3 separate regions of the Homo sapiens genome follow, and regions 1 and 3 are each linked to region 2. The links are chromatin loops, found by intact Hi-C in ENCODE. Cell type or tissue: B cell. All regions are shown on one strand. Links, peaks and the distances in the headings refer to the core of each region. The heading gives the core; the rest is flanking DNA. Region 1 holds the start of SLC18B1 (solute carrier family 18 member B1). Region 2 holds the start of TBPL1 (TATA-box binding protein like 1). Region 3 holds the start of HBS1L (HBS1 like translational GTPase).

Region 1 (7,710 bases), core at 1,559-6,558, 1.2 Mb after region 2:
GCAAGTGAGTGGAAGAAGCTAGCACCACCTAAAATCTCTTCTGGTGAGAGTGGCAGCATTCTTGAGGAGTGGGGATGATGTTCTAATTACAGTGTCTCATACCTGGCTCCAGTGGTATTGGCAGCATGTGCTGGAGATGTACGTCCAGCAGGGTTGCAGTGCCATGCATACTGGACCGCTTAGGTGGTGTGACTTTAGGCACTTAGCCTCTAAGTGGTATGCATGATCCTCCTGATGATACTATGTGTTACCTAATAATCAATGATGAATTCATTTTCTGCTTAAATTAGCCAACGTTGCTTTGTTTTTTATTAGCAACAGGGAACTCTGACTGATAGAAATGCCAGGAAGAAAAATAGAAAGGTGAAAGGACAAAGGAGGACTAGGGCTGTATTTGGATAAGGGCATAAGAATGAACTTCTTAGCCGGGCGCGGTGGATCACGCCTGTAATCCCAGCACTTTGGGAGGCCGAGGCGGGAGGATCACCTGAGGTTGAGAGTTTGAGACCAGGCTGACCAACATGGAGAAACCCTGTCTCTACTAAAAATACAAAATTAACTGGGCATGGTGGCGCATGCCTGTAGTCCCAGCTACTCAGGAAGCTGAGGCAAGAGAATCGCTTGAACCTAGGAGGTGGAGGTTGTGGTGAGCCAAGATAGCACTATTGTGCTCCAGCCTGGGCAACAAGAGTGAAACTCCATCTCAAAAAAAAAAAAAAAAAAAAAAATGAATGAATTTCTTGGCCAGGTATGGTGGCTTACGGCAGTAATCCCAGCACTTTGGGGAACCAGGGCAGATGGATTGCTTGAGTCCAGGAGATTGACACCAGCCTGGGCAACATGGTGAAACCTCATCTCTATTATTAAATAAATAAATAATAAAAAAGAATGAATTTCTCTGAGGAGGTGGCATTTAAACAAAGACCATATTACTCCATTTTAGTTTGTAAAGAAACAAATATTCCATATGTGTATGAATGTCTAAATGAGCATATCAAACTATGAATAGATAATTGTGGTAGGCTGATAATGGATTCCAAAGATACGTCCACATCCTAATCCCTGGAACCTGTAAATGTTACCTTATATGAAAAAAAGGGTCTGTGCAGATGTGACTAAATTGGAGAACTTGAGATGAAGAGGTCATCCTGGATTATCCAGGTGGGCCCTAAATTCATTCAAAATATCCTTACAAGAGACTGGCAAACGAAGATTACACACAGAAAAGAAGAGGCACAGTGATCACAGAAACAGAGACTACAGTGATGTGGCACAAAATGCCAATAGTCACTAGAAGCTTCAAGGGGCAAGAAACAGACTCTTCCCTAGAGCTTCTAGAGGGAACATGATCCTGCTGACACCTTGATTTTGGCTCAGTGAAACTGATGTTGAACTTCTGGCTTTGAGGACCTTGTTTTAAGCTATCAAATTTGTGTTGATTTGTACAGCAGCCCCAGAAAACTAACACAATAATATATTTGATTATAAAACTGATTATCTGAAGGGAGAATGAGAGGTAGAGATTACAAGAGGAGCGGAGGATAGGGATATGAATAGACTTTATGTAAATTAAAAGTAGATGGACACATAAGAACATAGATTTTTTTGAGAACATAAAGAACAAGATTTGCATTAAACATGCAAGAATTATTGCAAATGGGGAGAGGAATGAGAATGGAGATACAAGGAAATAGATGGCAACAGAAATGAAACATTCAATTGGCAAGATACAGTTGGCAAGATTCAGTTGGCAAAAATTCAGATGGCAAGATACAGTTAGGGATACTTCCTATAACATGGAGGAAAAAAAAAGAAAAAATAATAACTAGCCAGGTGTGGTGGCACAGGCCTATAGTCCCACCTACTCGGGAGGCTGAGGTGGGAGGATCAGTTGAGCTCAGGAATTTGAGGTTGCAGTGAGCCATTATATGTCATGGTAGCTTGGGAAACAGAGTGAGACCCTGTCTAAAAAAAATAAAATAAAATAAAAGAGAGAAGAAAAAGAGAAATAAGTAAAAGGACCAGTTTGGGTGACCCAACATTCACATAAAGTGCAGTCCAGAAAGAAAATAAAAGAGGAAATGTAATCATCAAAGAAATCATTCAAGAAAATTTCCCTCTACAGATTGATGTTAGATTGAAGAGAAAGCATAGAGTTAAATGAGATTGGAGAAGCTGTCAGGGGTTAGATCATAAAGATTTCATAAGGCTACTTTAGGGAAACTTTGCTAGATTGGAACTTTCTTTTCTTTTCTTTTTTTTTTTTTTTTTTTTTTTTTGAGATGGAGTTTCACTCTTGTTGCCCAGGCTGGAGCACAATGGTGCTGTCTTGGCTCACCACAACCTCTGCCTCCTAGGTTCAAGCGATTCTCCTGCCTCAGCTTCCCGAGTAGCTGGGACTACAGGCATGCGCCACCATGCCCAGCTAATTTTGTATTTTTAGTAGAGACAGGGTTTCTCCATGTTGGTCAGCCTGGTCTCAAACTCTCGACCTCAGGTGATTTGCCTGCCTCGGCCTCCCAAAGTGCTAGGATTACAGGCGTGAGCCACAGCACCTGGCTTAGAGTGGAACTTTCTGTTCAGAGTGGTTCTCTAGGTTCTCCTTTACAACTTGCCCACTGGGGAATTTTTTTTTTTTTTTTTTTGAGATGGAGTCTCGCTCGGTTGCCCAGGCTGGAGTGCAATGGCATGATCTCTGCTCACTGCAACCTCCGAGTCCCAGGTTCAAGCGATTCTCCTGCCTCAGTCTCCTGAGTAGCTGGGTGCCATCATGCCCAGCTAATTTTTGTATTTTTGTAGAGACGGGGTTTCACCGTGTTGGTCAGGCAGGTCTCGAACTTCTGACCTCGTGACCCGCCCACCTCGGCCTCCCAAAGTGCTGGGATTACAGGCGTGAGCCACCGCGCCCGGCCCTCACTGGGGAGTTTTTACATAACCTTCAAGAACCAAGGTAACATCACTTCCTCAGGAAGTCATCCAGGACCCATTTGCCAAAGTAAATGGTTCTTCCAATATGTTTGTATACAACCGATTGCATTATAGTAGATTATTAATTAGTGTGAATTTCATCTGCTAGAAGGTGTGCTACTTGAGGGCAGAGTCTGGATGGGGCTCATTCCTCTTTAAATTCATAATGCCTGGCACAAAGTGGTAACTCAGTCTTTTGTTTTGCTTTGGCTTCAAAACAAGAATTTCCCAGTCCTTAAACTTTATTTATTTATTTGAGACAGAGTTTCGCTTTTTCACCCAGGCTGGAATGAGGTGGCACAGTAATTACAAACTTACTATCAGCCATACTGTGTACTGGAACTGACCTTGTACAGTGGATCTGAGGCAGATTCTCAGTCGATAAAGCTACCCTCACACAATTCTTTTGGATCTTGGCTCACTGTAACCTCCGCCTCCCAGGTTCAAACGATTCTCCTGCCTCAGCCTCCCTAGTAGCTGGGATTACAGGTGCCTGCCACCACGCCTGGCTGATTTTTTTGTATTTTTATAGTAGAGACAGGGTTTCACCATGTTGGCCGGGCTGGTCTAGAACTCCTGACCTCAGGTGAGCTGCCCACCTCGGCCTCCCAAACTGCTGGGATTACAGGCATGAGCCACCGTGTCCAGCCAGTCCTCGAGCTTTAACACTTCCCAAATAGTAAATACGGTGAAAATAAGTGAAACCTATTTTTTATGCAAGAAAACTGTGAGTGTGAGAGTAAGGTAGCAGCCATCATGTTCATGTGCTAACTACTAACACACTTTATCGCCAATGCTCACAGCCGCCCTACGAGATAAACATTATAATCTCAGTTGTACAGGTAGAGAAACTGACCTTGTCATCCAAAGTTACACACTGCCAGCAAGTGCCCTGGCTTGAATCCCTGGCACCTGCCTCCAGAGGTCGCACTCCTAGCCACTTCGCCATGCTTCCTCGATATTCATTAGTATTCTTGCAAATATTTTTCGACTCCAGGTGCTTCACATAGGTTAATTCATTTCCGGTTCAATAGTGTCTGGCTTCAGTAATTACGAACACTACCGCATTTACCCACTGTGAAAAATAATTCACTCTTTCAAAGTTCCTGTATAACCTAATTTTCTAATTCACTTTTGTGTCTTTCAGTTGAGGTACTCCCTGCCTTTTCTGTGTCTACATAAGCTTCCTTTCTTTCGTTTCGTAGGAATAAATTGAACTTATTTTAAGATTGAGGGGGGTACAGCTGTATGGAATATAGACTCATCTTTTTTCACTCTCTGTCACAGAATGAAAAAGGACACCATGATATAGCAGCTGAGGTGGTGGATTAAGATAATGAGGCGGGGGGGGGGCGCAAAACAAAAAAAAAAGGAGCCTTGCTCCACCCCTGCCCCGCCCCCGGCCTCCTCCCGGGGACCCAGAGTCCTGGAAGGCTTTGGGGAGCTCCGGGCCGGGCGGATCGCTGCCTGCAGGGAGTCGGGGATGCCAGGTTCCAGCTGAGCAGCGGCCGCCCGCCAGAGTGCCAGTGGCTCCTTGGAGGTCGAGTCCAAGGACGTGGCTTGAAGCCGGGAGCTGGGGCGCCGGAGTCCACGCACCGGGGATGGAGGCGCTGGGTGACCTGGAGGGACCACGCGCACCAGGAGGTGACCATGAATTGCGTGGCCGGGAGCCCGGAGACCAGCGGCGGCTTCCGGCGTGTCTCTTTAGCAACGATTGAATTGCTTATAGCTTGATCTGTTTCCGAGAGATTGGAAAAGGCTGGGGCCTGATCGTGGGGTTCGGGCCAGCGTTTCTTTTCTCTCTGGACGGGGTAAAGTTCCAGGATTGGATATGTGTCACGGTTTCTAATGACTTTCTAACCTATACCTCTGCTTTTTAAGTACTGTGTGTTTAATGCATTCAAATAAGTATGCCATTAGGCAAATGTAAAACGTTACCTTTCAAGTACCCATTGTTGTTGCCTTTCTTTTTAACTTTCATTTCCCTTTCTCATCTACTACAAACATTTTACAAAGATTCGTAAGACTTCCTCATGTTGCACTGATTTTTTTTTTCCTTCTGGACTGCAATGGCAACCTCTGACAAATAGAGCAAAGCAAATGTATTTCTCTTAAGTTTTTCCTAAAAACAATTTAATTTATAAATGGCTGATGGATTTGCTTGGATATTTGGAACTCAGTAATTGATTTCGTGTTTTTAAATGACAATTTAGCCCTGGAAATAAGTGTTAAATTAACTGATGTAAAAGACCAGTAATTAGGGTAAAAAAAAAGTATTTATTTATGAATTTGTGGGACTTGTCTATCCAGAAGCATACCGCTGTAAATATTAATTCACCAGCTGAATGATTTAGCTTGTTTTCTCCTACTTACACTTCATTTGACTTCAATACTGCCTTAGAAATCTTTGTTTTTTGTTTTTGTTTTTGTTTTTGTTTGTTTGTTTTGTTTTGCTTTTTTGAGACGGAGTCTCTCTCTGTAGCCCAGGCTGGAGTGCAGTGGTGCGATCTTGGCTCACTGCAAGCTCCGCCTCCCGGGTTCACGCCATTCTCCTGCCTCAGCCTCCCGAGTAGCTGGGATACAGGGGCCCGCCACCACGCCCGGCTAATTTTTTGTATTTTTAGTAGAGACGGGGTTTCACCGTGTTAGCCAGGATGGTCTCGATCTCCTGACCTCGTGATCCGCCTGCCTCGGCCTCCCAAAGTTCTGGGATTACAGGCGTGAGCCACCGTGCCCAGCCGAAAGCAGTACGTTTTCAAAACGGCAGTAATGTACAAGGATTGTGTTCCATTTGATCAAATGTGCTATATTCAAAATAGCCCTAAGCTTAGCAAATGATATCTTCAGAGTGCAACATATGTGCACAGAAATCACATTTGTGTACTTTAATCAGTAGTCTCAATTATATGCCTAATTGCTGCATGTTTGCATTCAAGGTGATGATCCTGCAGGAAGTGCAGGAGAGACCCCCGGGTGGCTTTCGAGAGAACAGGTTTTTGTACTGATATCGGCAGCTTCGGTGAACTTAGGTTCCATGATGTGCTATTCTATACTTGGACCGTTTTTCCCCAAAGAGGTAAGACATTTTTAAATCCTTAGGACCTCTGTTTTTTTGTTTGTTTGTTTTTTAAAAGCCTTTTGAATTATTTTATTTTATAGTATATAAAATGTAAAAATCTGCATATAGGACAGATGGTGTATAGAACTCCAGCCAATAGAATACTTCTTATAGAATGCCTGATACCAGGAAAAAAAATCCAGTCAAAAAGAACATCTTCTTGGGAGGTAATTCACCTAAAAGTAGTTGATCTTCTGAGAATTACTTTTCTTACCATGTAGTCTGATTAATCTTTATTTGGTTTCTGCAACTGAAACAAAGGAGTGCACTGAATAACTGAGATTCAAATGTTACTGCAATAGGTCTGTGTTAAGACAGTAACTATTTTCTCGAGGTTTTATTCACATTTTAGAATTAGGACGTTTTGATTCCCGACCCCCCTTCCTTTTTTTTTTTTTTTTTTTTTTCCTTTCGAGACAGGGTTTCGCTCTTGTTGCCCAGGCTGGAGTGCAATGTTGTGATCTTGGCTCACTGCAACCTCTGCCTCCCGGGTTCAATTGATTCTCCTGCCTCAGCCTCCCGAGTAGCTGGGATTACAGGCGCCTACCACCACGTCCGGGTAATTTTTTTTTTTTTTTTTTTTTTGAGATGGAGTCTCGCACTCTCGCCCAGGCTGGAGTGCAGTGGCGCGATCTCGGCTCACTGCAAGCTCCGCCTCCTGAGTTCACGCCATTCTCCTGCCTCAGCCTCCCAAGTAGCTGGGACTACAGGTACCCGCCACTACGCCCAGCTAATTTTTTTTTTTGTATTGTTTTAGTAGAGACGGGGTTTCACCGTGTTAGCCAGGATGGTCTCCATCTCCTGACCTCATGATCTGCCCGCCTCCGCCTCCCGAAGTGCTGGGATTACAGGCGTGAGTCACCGTGCCCGGCCGAATTTTTGTATTTTTAGTAGAGACAGGTTTTTGCCATGTTGGGCAGTCTGGCTTCGATCTCCTGACCTCAGGTGATCTGCTTACCTTGGCCTCCCAAAGTGCTGGGATAACAGGCGTGAGCCACCACGCCCAGCCCCGGCCCCGCTCCATATTCCCTCTTTTGACTTTAATTTCTTATGGACTCTAGCGCCAATGTTTATGCAAGGGAGGAATTCTGATTAATAGGGCCTATTCCTTCTAGGCATAGCCTTTTATATGGTGTTAAGATTTATAGCTAATGACACAGATTCAAAGATAATAATCCCTAGAAAGTCCAACTGGATTCTAGACGTCAATAGGATATAGTATGAAATGAATATGACTGGCTTGGAGTGTAGACAACATATCCATGTGTTTTATTTTGTGCTTTTTGCCAAATCCTTGGCTCACAGTGCAGTGGAAGCTTGTTAGTCCTCCAACTGCCTTTTAAACATGTAGTCCTTCGTTCTGTGTGTTACAAAAGAAGATAAAGTGGCTTCTCTGCTAAAGGAACAATATTGCCATGTACCCATACAGTGCTCTCTGGCTTCTAGTACACATTACCCCTTATTTATCCATTTAATCCCCGCAACAACCTCATACAGAATCTTGAGAATCTCAGCATGTTGCAAATGAAGAAACGGTCTCAGAAGTTGTGACTTGCCCAATTCAGTTCTATTAACTAGAGGTTTAATGAGTCCCTTCTCTAGAGCAGGCTAAGCATGGGATGTGT
Region 2 (7,710 bases), core at 1,104-6,103:
ACAGACAACGGCAAACTAGATCTGGGTCAAGTGAGTCTGATGGCAGCCCTGAGGTTGAGGGACACTTCGTCAAGTCTCATATGCACAAAGATAACCCCAGGACTCAACATCCACAGCCTCAAGTATGGCTATCCCAGTATATCCTTCACAGAACTGCTACAAAGATTAAGCAACAGTCTTTGATTCATTAATCTATCTTTTTCTTCTTAATGTCTTAAAATGCAACTTAAGTTTCCCAATGTTCACACTTTGCATCCTGTCCACTTCTTTACACATGAATGAAATTCCTTTAACAGACACTGGACCTCAATTCCATATTAAAAGCTTAAGATGAAAACGCCTGAGTTGAAGCTATATTCTGGCTAGCCCTCATTCAGGAACAAGCCAGCCCAATCAAGGGCACATAGTAATAGGTCACTAGAGTTTCTGATACTGATTTTGAGGGCAGAGGGTACGTAAAGAGGAGGCTGGGGAAAGGATGACACCTTTTTGCTTAGGAGAAGTCAGGTTTAACAAAAGGGGTGGGGAACAAACAGAAGCTGTGGTTGACCTAATTGCTCCTATGATTTATCAATTTTATTTTCATCTTTAATCTTCAACTTTACATAAAGAACTTTGTATGTATATGTGGCCTTTTCATTGTGCTACAGGAAAACCTCATTTACTCACCCAAAATGATTTTGTAAAGTATAAAACCATTAAGCAGCTTGTGATGTAAGACTAAAGAGGTAACATAAACTGATATTTCACTGGGCATACCAAACTGTGAATAATCCTTTCAACCAGATAGTGCTAACAGTCACTTCTCAATAGGAAGGAACTGCCATTTTCTCAAAGAGACTGCGAAATTATGCCAGGATGGCTGAACCTTCTTATGTCTCTTTTTATATTTTCCCAGAGAATCCACATTGCTTACACACACACACGCAAACCTGCTCCCTTTTCTTAAGTCACAGTTTTAAGGCACTGTTCTAAACCCTAAATACAGAAGCTCATGCACTTACTGCCAGTGTCGCTTTGGAACTGCAGGTGACAGATGCAGTCAGAGAGCTCACAGATGTGGATTGACTGCAGTTTGAGTCTTATTGCAATGAGCACATTGACAGAGCCTGCAGATGCACATCTCGGCAGGAGAGATTTTCTTTTTAAGCCCTCATGCCCTATTAGATTTACTTTTAGGGCTTTTATTGGCTATTTTTATCACTTATCCCGACTCTCATCCCTGCTTAGCCCTACCCACAATTCATTTTCTCTTCTTCAGTTCTAGATCCTTCTCCATCAATCCTAATTTTGGTCAAAAATAATAATAAAATAAAGCGAGGCTGCCGGCATTGCCAGAATCAGAAACCGACGAAGCCGCTTTTTGGGAGCTATTAGAGAAGCCGCTGTAAGTTTTCTGAGAAGCAACGGACCCCTAGCATCTTTGCACGGTCCCTCTTCCCCTGGGTGATGGCTCCGAGACAGATGAGGAATCTCTTTTCCCCGTCTTTCCCAGTGGTGGCTTAAACGAAAGATAACCCTTCTTTTCTTATCCTACACCAGGCTCGGTAACGCTCCCAGGTACGGACGCCCCACCCCCAACCCGTTATCCCTAAAGAGATCCCCAAATATCGCCCGGTCCTCTTCAGAACTGAGCCCTCCCTCGGCCACCGGACCGGTTTCCCCCACCTCAGCGGCTGCCCTCCAGTCGCCCGCCCCCACACATCCCACCCCAAGTCTGGCCCGGGCTCCGCACATGCCCACCCCGCGCCCAGACGCCCCGCACCCGGTGCTCAGGCCGCTCAGCCGCCCGCGCTCCCTGTGCCCAGGGTCGCCTAGGGGGTTACCGTGGGAAGAGGGAGCGGTGGCTGAGGACGCGGCGGCAGCGCTGCTGCCGGTTGCGTCGGATGCGAAGGAGAAGCTGGAGGACAAGGATGAGGATGAGACGGGCGCGCTCCCCAGTCTCCATGGAACTCCCGCCCCGGCCCGTTGCTAGGAGCCCCCGAGGCTCGGACTCCGTCTTCCTTGCTTTGTTGTTCCGGGTGCGAGGCGGCCGCAGCTTCCCCGCGACAATAAATAGACTAGACGCTGGGGAGCATAGAGACAGTGCGCGAGGGCTAGAGCGCCGCCGGACAGGGCGCTCCTGGGTGCCTCGCTAGCCACTCATTTCCGGCTCTCACTGCTCCCGTCACTTTCCCCGTCCCCCGCCCCCACCCTTCCTTCCTCCTTCCTGGTCCCCAAATCAGGCCCCTCCTGCCCACCCGCTGGGCTCGGTGGGAGGTAAGAGGTGGGATGGGGGCGGCGCTAATGGGCATCGGACTAGACTTTTTTGTTTAAGAACCGCTTGAAAGGGTTCTGAAAACACCGTGTATCCTTTGTATATTTTTAGTTGATATCTAAACGTGTAGTAATTTCTGGCATACAGTCGAATATTTAGGTGGACTTTTTTGTCAAAACCGTAGAACTTTCTCATCAGCTCATTAAATTTATACAAAAGGTCCTCCCCACCCCCCATTATATAATTGCTAAAGCTAGTCCTTACCGTCCAGACGAGACTTGTTTTCTGCCTGAAAAAAGTCCTTCGCTTTTTCAGTCAAAATGAACCCGTTAATTTATGATGTCGCGATAAATTCCCCTAGTGAGATTCCTCACTAGGCGAATTGGAATCCTGGTCTTAGAGCGACCGGGGATGACAGATGACAGACGGAGGGAAGGAAGTGGGGAGAGATGGAGACACAAGGTGTGGCGAGACGGAGGGATAACGCAGGACCGTATGCCACTTCTGTCGCCTGTCCCACATTCCTTACTCTACGTGGGTTTGCGGTCGGGACTGTCCCTCGGGAACCGAGAGGCGGATCCAGGAAGGATGGGAGTGGGAGAGGGCGGATGCTGGCGAGGACTCAGGCAGCCCGGGATAGGAGGACCTCTAGGAACGGAGACCCTCCGCGGCTCTGCGCCCAAGTAGCCCTGCAGGGGCCGGGGGACCCCGGGGGCGCACAATGGCCCGTTTGAACCGTCGCCCTGGGGCCCGAGTGCGTCCTCGGGGTCCCTCGGGAGTGGCCTGAGAGGCGCTGCCCGCGGGAGCGAAAATCGCGTAACGGCCCTGAGGGCGCCACGCCACGCCACGCCACGCCACGCCGCGCGGAAGCCCCCGGCTCCCGGCCCCACGTTTCCCACTCTCAGGCCGGCATCGGCCTTTCCACCAGAGCTCGGCTGCAGTCAGAAGCCCCTGGCGTTAGTTGAGGTCAATGGCAGCCCTGATTTAATTATTAAAAGACCACGCCGAGCCGGGTTCATGGGTACCTGGCCTCTGATTGGTGGGAATCAGATGAAAAAAATGAAAATGCCACTGCCTTTTTAAAAGAGAAGACGTGGGCTGAATTCTTGGGGTTTTGACAGTAGGCAACCATTTAGGTATTTTATTATTTACGAGATCTCCAAGGATGCCTCTTGATTTTTTGCTTTCCCCTCTGAGTGTTCAGAAACATATTCGAGCATTTGAAAGCTCCGTAGAATGATGGAGTTTGTTTTCATTTCTGTACTAATTTATTTTTCAAGGGATAGTGATTATAGTTGGGTCAGGTTTAATAAAGAAAGTGAACAAGAAGCTGGGTTAGAAAGTAATGTCTGTGTGGTGGTGGGGAGAGGACTTTTAGGAGGTAACATCTCAGCCAATTTCTAAAAGGGATGGGAGTGGGAAGAATGTATGTAGAGTGTTCCAGTCAGAGGGAACAAGATATGCTGAGTACTTGCTGTGCTGGGGTATTAGTGTGGCTAGGGCATCAGGAAACAGTGCAAAGGAAGAATGACAGTCATTGAAATTGGAGGGAAATTAAGGTCTTGAACTTTCAGTGCCTTGTAGACCATAGAAGGAGTTTGGACTTTCTTCCAAGTGCTAGGGAAAGTGGAGTTTTAGCCTGGAAAATAACATGATTTGCCAAGGAAACGGCAGGGGAGACTCTCTATTCCAGTGGCTACTGCCACTCCTGAAAAGTCAACGTTACAGCAATGGCGACAAGTTCTAAGGTCCTTACGAGGCATTCTCCTTCAAGGGGACCAGCCAAATACCTAGAAGCAGGAATGTCAATTACTTTAGACTCCCTTTTGTCATGGATCAGCCAATAGTTTGCTTCCCTACATTAGTTCCACATTCTGGAATGGGATTTGGTTTTGCTGCAAGCACTATTCCCTATTAATTATAGACCTATTATACTATTCCGGTGATGGTTAACACTAAAAGCCCAGATTTCAACCACTATGCAACATATCAATGCATCAAAACTGTACTTGTACTTCCAAATTTATACAAAATAATAATAATAATAATAGACCTATCACATTATCCCATACACCATTCCTCTAACCAAAGGCCATGGGCTTCACTGCTCTTATAATGTGACCCATTATTCAGGTGCCAGCTAGGAGACAATGCATTGTAAAGTTAGAATATGCAGTATATGTTCTCATCCAAGACTATTGATCAGTACAGAAATTGATAACCTAGAAATAGGAATTGTGATTGCTGACCCTTGTATTAGGGTTTTCTAGAAGGACAGAACTAATAGGATATATATGTCTATCCTATTAGGATAGACATATATATCCTGTTATGTATGTATATAACTACTACTTAATAAAATATATATATGGGAGTTTATTAAGTAGTAGTTAACTCACATGATCACAAGGTCCCACAATAGGCTGTCTGCAAGCTGAGGAGCAAGGAAGCCAGTCTGAGACCCAAAGCTGAAGAACTTGGAGTTCGATGTTCAAGGAAGCATCCAGCATGGGAGAAAGATGTAGGCTGGGAGATGTAGACTGTAAGACAGTCTAGCCTTTTCAGGTTTTTCTGCCTGCTTTTTATATCCTGGCCATACTGGCAGCTGATTAGATGGTGCCCACTCAAATTAAAGGTGGGTCTACCTTTCCCATCCCACTGATTCAAATGTTAATCTCCTTTGGCAACACCCTCACAGACACATCCGGAATCAATACTTTGCATCCTTCAATCCAATCAAGTTGACACTCAGTATTAACCATCACAACCCTAAAATGTAGAACTGGCCTAGTAAAGGAAGTGGGGACAGTGAGGAGTCATCCATCCCAGGCTTGGAAAGTAGCAAGTTTTATTGGTTTTATCAGTGCTACTAAAAATGTGATGTACAGACCAAAGCCAGTCTGCAAGCTCTACTAGTCAACAATGAAAGAGATATGGAAAGTGAGAGGAGGATTTGGAAACGTTTAATAATTTGACATCACAGGGCTATCTAAGCATGCAGTTTTGTATTTATGAAAATATTTGTCTGCAATGGGCTGGTAATTAAAAATAATCCAAAAATTGATTCTTCACCCTAGAGACTTTGAAAAACACTGGTAGATTATTTGTTATGTCCAGTAAGGCTCTAACTTTAGGGAAATTGGCAAAAACAAAACAAAACAAACAAACAAACGGGCTATTGGAATATGTTGGCTACTTCTTGCTTCAGTGCCATGAGAGAGACAAACTAGCTCAGCATGGCCTTTCTGAAAGAAACCAGCAATAGTGAGATGTAAATTACAAAGCATTGTTGAGGAGCTCTTTTTCTAGTGGTTTAGTTATCCTGTATTCCTAAGGATCAGATAATATCTACTCTGCCAAGTGAAATAACGAAAATTTCTGCCGTCTATAAGTTAATACACTAAGTAGGAATTAGCAATGGAGTCATGGATGCTTCATTCCTCAGAACTCTTCCCAAATATCTTCTGCTATGCTTCCTTATCAATGGAAAAAGGTAAGTCCTCCCATTATACCAGTTGAGTGGTATACAACTTAAGGGCTGGCATCCAATACGATAACCTAGCTTCATAATCCCAGCCTGTTCTCTTCCTCACCCTTGGAGAGCCTATGACAAAAGCCATTGAACTAAGATATCCAGGGAGATTTCATGGAGCTGCCAGGCTAGTTTTCAAGAGATCAAAACAGGAAGGGTAGTGTCCATATTTGAACCTGAAGTCTTAGTGAGATTTCTGATAACAAGCTAATGGATTTCGCCAAATGACACTGACTGGCAGCCAAGTCAAGTTTTAAGGTATCGCTAGAAATTCCTCCTCAGCCTGGCAAAAGGTACCTACTGTTGTGCTGTCTTAAAGGCAACGTCCCAGTCTCCATTCCTGATAGAAAGATGGCTACCTAATGGCTGCCAGGATTCCTTTCACTACATCTCTGAGGCAGGATCTTTGAGAAGGAAAATCTTGACACGTTGCTTGGCTGACAGAGATCTTGATTCTTTGCCGTAGAAGCGAAGTCTGTCTTACTCTTCTTACTCTTGTCCAGCAGGATATGGTATATGCTCACAACCATTGTATGTTGCTTTTCCTTTTTCTGTTTTCTCATTAGTTTTTGTTATCTAGTGCCCCCCACCCCCTACACCTTTAACATACATTTGTACTCTAGGGATACATTCATTATTCATTATTTAGCTACATCTGGACCTCATCAAGATTGACAGTACTCAAAGATCCTGAATTTGAGGCTGGATTCAATATCGGGATGTGACTGAGTTTTCTCCTCTCACTAGGGAGGGACTGGGTATGGAGAAACCAGGGTGTGTGTGTGTGTGTGTGTGTGTGTGTTCATGCATGCACTGAGCAGTCAAAGGGTGAAGTGTAGGGAACATTTTTGTTTTGTTAGCCCAGAACTCCTCTCTTCTTTTGGGAAAAGTGCTTCACCCTCTTATTTTGGGAGAACTACTTTTCTTCTCTGCCTATCCCCAGTCTAATGATAGACCAAATGGGAGCTGCAATAGCCACGGTGATTGACAGAGAGGTAGTTTTTCTACCTAAGCTAGCCAGCTCTATAGTACCTGTGCTGTAATTTATTTGTTGCCTCTCAGTTCCAAATTCACTTTTCATGCTTGTTCTATATAGATGGATCTGACCCCTTAAAATAGGCTTCTACTACTTCTCTCAGCATTCTCTATGTGGTAGGTAGGTCTACCTACCACAATGGTAAGTTCTGTCCATAGAGAATGCTAGAGACGCATTGAAATAGGAAAGGGTTTACTTTCTGGTTCCAGTGTGCTTCCCTGACAGGCTCCTGCAGCATGGAAGGCCTCTCTAGAATCCATCTTCTGCAGCACAGGTGGCTATCCCAGCCCTAGTCAGGCGCCGGAAGGGCAGTGGTGAAGGCAGCTCCTCCAGGTGGGCATAATTCAAACAGTACATTTGTTTACCCAGCATGTCTGGAGCGAGAGATGACCAGAATGGGCAGTGGCTAATGATTTGTATAGATAGTCTGTGACTTGGAAAGAATGACATTGAAAAATAGGCAACAAGGAAGTGTGGGAAAGAGATATCTGGAAGGACTTACCTGAATGTTTAAAAACTATGAAGTATATCTGCTACATTAAATGTATCCATTGCTGAGGAGACTCCTAATAATCAGGTGGACACTCTGTGGATATCAGTCAGCATCTTTGCCCAACCAACCAGTGCTTGCTCAGTGGGCTTATGAACAAAGTGGCCACAGTGGTAGGGATGGAGACTATGCATGTGCTCAACAACATGGAATTCCCCTTTCCAAAGTTTACCTTGCCAGCACTACTGCCAACTGGTTAATCTTTCAAGAGCAGAGAACAACATTCAGTACCTGATATGGCACCATTCCCAGGGGTAATGAACCAGCCATCTGGTGGCAGGTTGATTACATTGGACTTCTTCCATCATAGAGGGAGCAAAGATTCATCTTAATTG
Region 3 (7,710 bases), core at 1,026-6,025, 1.1 Mb before region 2:
TTATACGAAGATTCGTACACAGATATTCACAGAAGCCTTATTTACAGTCGTCAAAATGGAAAACAAACCAAATATCTCTCAATGGGTGAATGGAAAAACAAATTGTGGTATATCCACACAGCGGAATCCTCCTCTAATAAAAAGGAATGAACTGTTGATTCAAGCAACTACACAGGTGAATCTCAAAATAATTATGCTGAGTGAATTAAGACAGATAAAAAAGAACACATACTATATGATTTCACCTGTATAAAATTTTAAAAAATGCAAACAACTCATAGTGACAGAAAGACGATCAGTTATTTTGAGGGGCCATGGTGAGGAGGCCTTGACGGGCAGGAAGGATTCCGGGATATTCTGGAATTTTTATTCTGGATATAAAGGTACTTCAGGAAAATTTTGAAAGTCTGGATATGTTCATTATCTTGATGGGGTTGATGGCTTCACTGGTGTATACATACGTCAAAATGTATCAAAATTACACATTATGTGCAGTTTATTGTCAATGATATCTCAATAAAGTTGTTAACATTTTTTCAGTAATGTAGTTATCCTTTCATTCATAATTTTTTTCACAAATCAATATAAAATGATTTGTATTGTTTTTTATGACATTAACAATTCCATAGCAAGAGAAATGTCATTTTATTTCTCTTCTTTTACTCATTAATTCATTCAGCAAACATTTAAAGTGCCAGACATTAGGGTGCCGGAGAAACAAAGATAAAGCTTTGAAATTAGTAGGGGTAGAGAAGTGGCATTTACTGAGTACCCATTCTGCAACACCTACTGTTTTTACATATATCATTTACTTTTCACAAAACAGAAGACATACATTTTCATATATTCGATTTTACAGATGAAGACATTAAATCTGAAGTGGTTAACAGCAACAAAACTGGGACTGAAATCCAGGTTCGTGGTACTCCGAAGTCATAGTACTTTCCATCAAAACACAATACCAGAGTTTTATTCATTTATTTTTTGAGTCGGAGTTTTGCCCTTGTTGTCCAGGCTGGAGTGCAGTGGCACGATCTCAGCTCACTGCAACTCCTGCCTCCTGGGTTCAAGCGATTCTCCTGCCTCAGCCTCCCGAGTAGCTGGGATTACAGTCACCCACCACCACGCACAGCTAATTTTTTTTTATTTTTAGTGGAAGATGGGGGTTTCACCATGGTGGCCAGGCTGGTCTGGAACTCTTGACCTCAGGTGATCCACCCGCCTCAGCGTCCCAAAGTGCTGGGATTACAGGCGTGAGCCACGGTGCCCTGCCCACACCTTACAGAGTCCTGAGGGGAGTGGAACAATCCTAACTTTTTCTGAAGAAGTCAGTGAAGGCTTTGCCATTGAGGCTCTACTGTTTGAGATGCAGTAGATGCTGTGCAATATTTAGAGTTTTAAAGGAGTGCGTTATTGACGACCTAAGGGCAAATTATATATTATCTGACAGAAGTAACGTTTTCTTATTCATTGTTCCTGTAGTACTTTGCTTATGTGGTCTATAACTCATTCACTTCATACCTCAGTGAGTTGTAGTTAAGCTTGTAATTGACAATTACAGTGGAGTGGAAGCTGCCATTTGTATTTTAATAACACAATTTTTTTGGGGGGGTGCAGAGTCTCACTCTGTCTCCAGGCTGGAGTGCAGTGGCACAATCTTAGCTCACTGCAACCTCTGCCTCCCGGGTTCAAGCGATTCTCCTGCCTCAGCCTCCCGAGTAGCTAGGACTATAGGCACGCGCCACCATGCCTAGCTAATTTTTGTATTTTTAGTAGACAGGGAGTTTCACCATGTTGGCCAGAATGGTCTTGATCTCTTGACCTCATGATCCGCCTGCTTCAGCCTCCCAAAGTGTTGGGATCACAGGAGTCAGCCACCGCGCCCGGCCAATAACACAATATTTTTAAGCACCTACTATGATCTGTGATAAATCCTCTTATACGGATACATTATTCACAGCTCGCGAGTTAGTGTCTCTATCTCCTTTTTACAAAGAAACAGGCTGCAAAATAAAAATTACCTAAGGGTGTAAAATAATAAAAACACTTAAGCCATGTAACATTAGCAACTATCTCTATTTTTCTGTAAACTTTTATTTTGGAGCCACATTAAACAACTATTTTTGTAGTCAAACACATTCAAATGCATGAATAAATTACGTTCCAAGCCACTTACAAATATAAACTAAATTTGGATTACTCTTATTTCTTTCTATTGTGCATAGCAAAAAGCTGAGGAAGCTTTTAATTATCTCTAGAACTCAACATTTGCCTTTGATGTGAAGTATCATCATTTCAAAAACACAAGCTAAAACTGAAGTGGTGTTCAGTATAATGAGGTTGGTTTCTTATATAGCATTATTAACTTTATGTTCTGAGAAATGAGGACATTTAATAGCAGGTTATAGATTCATGCATCAACAACATTCAGCATTACCACCTAAGGCCAGTGCTATGTCTAAAAAGCTATATTTAATACTCGCAATGTTACACACAATTATGTCTTCAATGAATGTTCAGTGAATCCTTCTTTATGATGCTGATAAATATCGTCTATATAGCTAAAATCGTTTACATAGCTAAGGGCAAATCGCTGTTTACTAGGGATAGTAATGCCGAACGGAGTGAATACATGAAGTCGTAAATTATATGAATGCAGGGTGACCTAATATAGCCAGGGTCTCAATTTAATAATATATACCCGTTTAAAAATAGCCTTATTTCCTTCTCTAAAGCTTGGACTCTTTTTTTTTTTGAGATAAGGTCTCACTCACTTTGTCGCCCGGGCTGGAATGGAGAGGCCCGATCTCAGCTCACTGCAGCCTCGACCGCCTGGGCTCAGGGGATCCTCCCACCTCAGCCTCTTCAGTAGCTGGGACTACAGGTCTGCACCACAGGGCCGGCTAGTGTTTGTATTTTTTGTAGAGACGGAGCCTCGCTATGTTGCTCAGGCTGGTCTCGAACACCTGAGTTCAAGCGATCCGCCCTCCTAGGCTTCCCAAAGTGCTGGGATTACAGGAAGGAGCCACCGCACCGGCCTGGGCTAAATCTGATTCCAAGTTTACACAAGTTTGTTGAATGCCCACTGTGTGCTTAATGAAAGATCAAAGTTTGATAAAACAAGGTCCCTGCTCTTACTGAGCGCATAGCTTTCTCAGATTATCAGGAACCAAATTTGGAAAATAATCCAGAACGCTGGCGTAGGTAGCTCAAGGTTCCCCGCTTGCAACATTTAGTCCAAACCAGTCAATTCTAGGCGGCGGATTTCCCCATCCCCCTCCGTCGCCCAACCTTTGGGTGGGGCCACTCCCAAACGCTCCCTCCCCTCGTCCCGCCATGCACAGCAGTGCGCATGCGCCCTCAGGGAGGCGGACAGTGACCCTGAGGCATTGCCGTCGCGCGGTGCACAGCTAAGACGTCGCGCTTGCGCAGGCGCTCGGCGCAGAGGCCTGCGGGAAGCCAAGATGGCGCATAGGGGTTCTCCAGGCTGCAGTTGGCGCCTTATCAGTATCTAAGCGGAGTGTTTTGGAAGGAGTTAAGGGGCTGTGGCAAACGCCCTCTCCGCCGTCATGGCCCGGCATCGGAATGTTCGAGGCTATAACTACGATGAAGGTAGGTGGCAGGGTCATGCCGGGACGTTCTTTTCCCGGCTACAGCTGGGATCCTAGCCCGTTGGCATCCACTTCAATCTGTGAGTTTCTCGTCAGTGTTGCCCTGTCGGGATTGGGAGAGCCCCAGTTGGGGAATATAACAGGCCTTCTAGTGCTTTCAAATGCCGTCGTTTTTAAGTCATGATTTCTGCCCTCTGGGGTTGATTTTATTTGGGGAGGGGGAGGTGCTGCATAGCGTCATATGGGTAGGATATTGGTGAGGTTGAGATCCGGTGATATTTAGGCACGTAAGCATTATCACCTCTTCCATTGTTTCCTCCCATGTTGGGCACTAACGTGCCTGCTTCTAGCTCCTCTCTCCCAGATCCCCTTTGAGAAATGTCCATGAAACGTTGCTTATTTGTAAAACACAGATTGACTTAATACATTCAACGGACGTGTACCTGTGTTAGATTTACATGGTAAACCTTTTGTGTATGTCCATACATACCTAGTGCAGAATCAGTTTGCGCTAATTTATTTTTCAACGAATTTCAAAGTGGAAACTTAGGAGACGGTAGAAAAGACACATGTTAAAAAGGCCCAAAGAATGAGTCGATCAGATGGATCTTGAAGTTTATACTTAGTTCTTGGCTGGTAATGCTTGATATAAATGTATTTTGAAATGTAAATAAACGGCAGTACTAGAGGAAAGAGTGTATAGGAAAGGACTTTTTGATATTAAAAAATGAAATAAAAATGTCTGTATGAATGTTCTGTAGGAGTTAACAGGAGTTAGAATTATTTTTAGGAGGAGCACATCCCTCTTCATGCAGTAGATAACTATAGGCATCACCAAGCATCACATAAACTAAAAATATAAACAAAAATGAACTAATGCAGGAGAAGAATAAAGAACTATGCTTTACGAAGTGCAGAACATGTAGTGCTTAATATGTTGGTGATTGTCATTGGCACCCCAGTAGATTATTATAGAACATCAGTATGCTTTAACTAGAGTGAGGGCAGCTAACACCCTGTTCTCCATTTGGAACCTGTGACCTCAGTCCGTCTAGAACATGTGAATTTTCTGGTGGTTACTTTAGAATGGAGGCCCTTTTAAATAAATATTGCAGTGGATGGTATTGCATGTGGACCATTGTCACCTAAGAAATGACTTTAGATTGAGAGAGATTTTTGCAAATATAAAGTACATGAATAGGCCTATTTATTATTCATTCATTTCTTTAATAGTTGTTTATCATTTCCTCAACCACCATTAAGTTAGTGCTTAGAGTACTGTTCTAAGCTTTGAGGACTGAAAGTAAGATATTTGAGGGTGGTCTAAAAGGAGAAGATTATACGAGTTACAGATTATTAGAGTATGAAAAATGCTACAAAAGGTACTGAGAAAACGCTATGGGAGGGATACACAGATGAGAACACTTAATTCAGAATGGATTGGGGGGAATTTAAGCAGGATTTCTACGTTAAGGAATGCTTCATGGAGGAGAGGTGGTTGGCCTCAGGGAGCACCTTGGCTTCTTGAGGTTAGGTTGTCATGTTGTCATGCTTCTTTGAAACAATTGGTGACATCATAACCAAGCTGTTCCTGTAACATTAAGGAGGTTCATCCCCTTTTCTTGTTTATAAAAGTTGTACTCATTAAGGTCCAGTTTATTTCTCTTCTTCCCAGTTAGGCTTTCTCTTGAATTCTCAGAATAATAATTTAAAAATTCTGTTAAGAAATATAACCTCATTAGAGAGAGTTTGTGTTCTAAAACCTACTGGTTCCGCTACTTAACTCCCACTTTGTTTTTCTCTGTAATTTATGTAATACTTTACATGACTGCCTCAGTCACTGATTTAAAAGTCTCAGGAAGGCAAAATCCATACTTTAAGTAGCTGGCACAATGTTCTTTACATGTGGTAAATATTTCATAATTTTGTTGATTGAGGAAACAAACTATGAAGATTGCAGGAAAGAATTCTCTTCATCTTTATATGTTGTGGCACTTTAGGGTCAACTTCAGCATTGACAAACTGACCTAGTAAAAAAGAGTTTTTTTTCTTTTTTTTTTTTTTTTAAGAGACAGGATCGCACTTTGTTGGTTGGCCAAGCTGGAGTGCGAGTGCAGTGGCATGATCATAGCTCTCTGTAACCTCCAACTCCTGGGCTCAAGCAATCCTCGTGCCTCAGCCTCCCGAGTAGCTAGGTCTACAGGCATGTGCCCCCATGCCCGGTTAATTTTTTATTTTAGTAGAGACAGCATCCGGCTGTGTTGCCCAAGCGAGATCCTCCCTCCTCGGCTTCCCAAAGTACTGGAATTACAGGTGTGAGCCACGATGCCTGGCCTATTGTTGTCTTCAATATCTAAAAATACTTTGTTTGTGAATGGCCCCTTGTTTATTTGCAAATAAATTTTTATTAACTTGGGATTGTGATCTAATAATTTATTTAATCATATATGTTTTTGCCCAATAGTAGCATTTATCTAATTTTTCTTTGCTGTAAGCATTTGGTCTCAGCCTTTGAGCATGCTGTTCCTGCTGCATGAATACCCTCAGAAACTAGCTAACTCTATCCTTTGGAATTGGTTTGGATATTATATTAATGGGGATCTTTCCCTAGCTGCCCCACTCCCGGTTCTAGTTTTGTCATTCATGTGTGTGTTCCCAAATTGCTCTGTGTTTCTCACATCAGGCACTTGTCACATGGTTTTGTAATTGCCCATTATCTTGTGTGTATTCCTTGTCAGATTTTAGGTGCAGTGATAACTGGAAATGTGTTCACTGTTATACCACAGTTGTCTCAACTACTCCCTGGCATGGTGTTAGTGTTTGTCAAATGAAATTTATGTAAATATATTTATGTTCTTTGTGGGTTTTTAGTTGTAATTAGTTTGATTCATTAATTTATAATAAAACAAATATTAATCTAGTGCCCCATATGTGCCAGGTAGTTGGCTAAACCAAGTCTTGCCCTGAAGAAGCTGATAGTCTCATGTAGTGAACAGGCGTAGCGCTCTGTAAATTGGGTAAGTGTGCTGGAGGGTAACAGTAGCAGAGGGGCTTACTGCTTTACCCAGAGTGGTCAGGGAAGACTTGTGCAAAGAGGAGACATTTGAGCTGGAACCTTAACTAGCAGAAAGAAATGGCCTCGGAAAATCTAGGCAAAGAGCATATCCCAGGAAGCAGAAAAAAAGGGCAGTTAGCCATCAGCAGGTGGGCATAGGGAGTTTAGGGTAAGTTGGTTTGTATAGATGTTACCTAGCTCTCCATAAAGAAATACTACTTTCATGATCTATTATATACCCCCATGTTCTGTGGAAGAGAAGTGCTTTGGTTTTAGAGGGCACATGGTGAAAAAAATGGTTTATTTCAGATTTTTGTCAACACTGGAGAGACTAAGTATTTTTTTTTCTTTTTTTCTTTTTTTTTCTTTTTGAGACGGAGTCTTGCTCTGTCGCCCAGGCTGAGTGCAGTGGCGCGGTCTTGGCTCACTGCAACCTTGCCTCCTGGGTTCAAGTGATTCTCCTGCCTCAGCCTCCAGAGTAGCTGGGATTACAGGTGCACGTCACCATGTCTAGCTAATTTTTGTATTTTTAGTAGAGACGGGGTTTCACCATATTGGTCAGGCGGGTCTCAAACTCCTGACCTCATGATCCACCTACCTCGGCCTCCCAAAGTGCTGGGATTACAGGCGTAAGCCACCGTGCCTGGCCTCAAGTATATTTTTTATAGGATTATTGTATTTGATCCTATGAGGTGAAAACTTGGGACCTGGGTAAACCCAATTAATTTAACAACTGAAGAACTGTGTATGTCTTTATAAATATAGAGTTAGTAAATAACCTATTTTGTGGGTGAAATTCTTAAGAGTTTTTTTGAAAATAGACATTCTAGGATCCTTAAATTTTGATAAACAGTTTATTTTGGAGAGGATTCAGATGCTTCCTCACTAGTAACTAAGAATATAAAAAGAACTTGTAAATGAATTTATCTCTTTTGTCTTTATTTTAGATTTTGAAGATGATGATCTCTACGGCCAGTCTGTAGAGGATGATTATTGTATTTCGCCGTCAACAGGTGAATTTTTAAAAATAATTTGATTCCTTAG

What was found. A loop is a pair of places that touch in the nucleus more often than their neighbours do. Peaks named below come from ENCODE experiments on the same cell type or tissue, not always from the same donor. Only the 100,000 strongest peaks of a DNase experiment are listed, where the experiment ranks them.
Region 1: a loop joins it to region 2, with 17 times the contacts of the local background. A loop is called at or near these places in 2 of 110 quality-filtered maps.
Region 3: a loop joins it to region 2, with 12 times the contacts of the local background. A loop is called at or near these places in 3 of 110 quality-filtered maps.

Annotation. Positions count from the first base shown.
Region 1 is chr6:132,795,315-132,803,024 of GRCh38, reverse strand. It overlaps SLC18B1 (solute carrier family 18 member B1), which reads left to right and starts at 4,388. Exons shown (of 14, transcript NM_052831.3): 1 at 4,388-4,611; 2 at 5,904-6,043. The coding sequence starts at 4,569. RefSeq lists a silencer at 4,321-4,370 and an enhancer at 5,602-6,102. In B cell, for the core only: a CTCF peak has its summit at 3,886 (motif pointing right); DNase peaks (open chromatin) are centred at 3,914 and 4,614; H3K4me3 peaks cover 1,964 bases.
Region 2 is chr6:133,947,542-133,955,251 of GRCh38, reverse strand. It overlaps TBPL1 (TATA-box binding protein like 1), which reads right to left and starts at 2,028. Exons shown (of 7, transcript NM_004865.4): 1 at 1,827-2,028. It overlaps LOC128092253 (umcharacterized LOC128092253), which reads right to left and starts at 1,948. Exons shown (of 2, transcript NM_001414965.1): 1 at 1,827-1,948. The coding sequence starts at 1,948. RefSeq lists a silencer at 2,921-3,030. In B cell, for the core only: CTCF peaks have their summits at 2,955 and 3,157; DNase peaks (open chromatin) are centred at 2,161 and 3,231; H3K4me3 peaks cover 2,810 bases; H3K27ac peaks cover 2,987 bases.
Region 3 is chr6:135,050,551-135,058,260 of GRCh38, reverse strand. It overlaps HBS1L (HBS1 like translational GTPase), which reads left to right and starts at 3,439. Exons shown (of 18, transcript NM_006620.4): 1 at 3,439-3,612; 2 at 7,614-7,679. The coding sequence starts at 3,570. LOC124901405 (a long non-coding RNA gene) reads right to left here and starts at 3,368. Exons shown (of 2, transcript XR_007059775.1): 1 at 2,775-3,368. LOC124901406 (a long non-coding RNA gene) reads left to right here. Exons shown (of 2, transcript XR_007059776.1): 2 at 1-543. RefSeq lists an enhancer at 3,231-3,280. In B cell, for the core only: no CTCF peak of the experiment used is centred there; a DNase peak (open chromatin) is centred at 3,360; H3K4me3 peaks cover 2,232 bases; H3K27ac peaks cover 3,041 bases.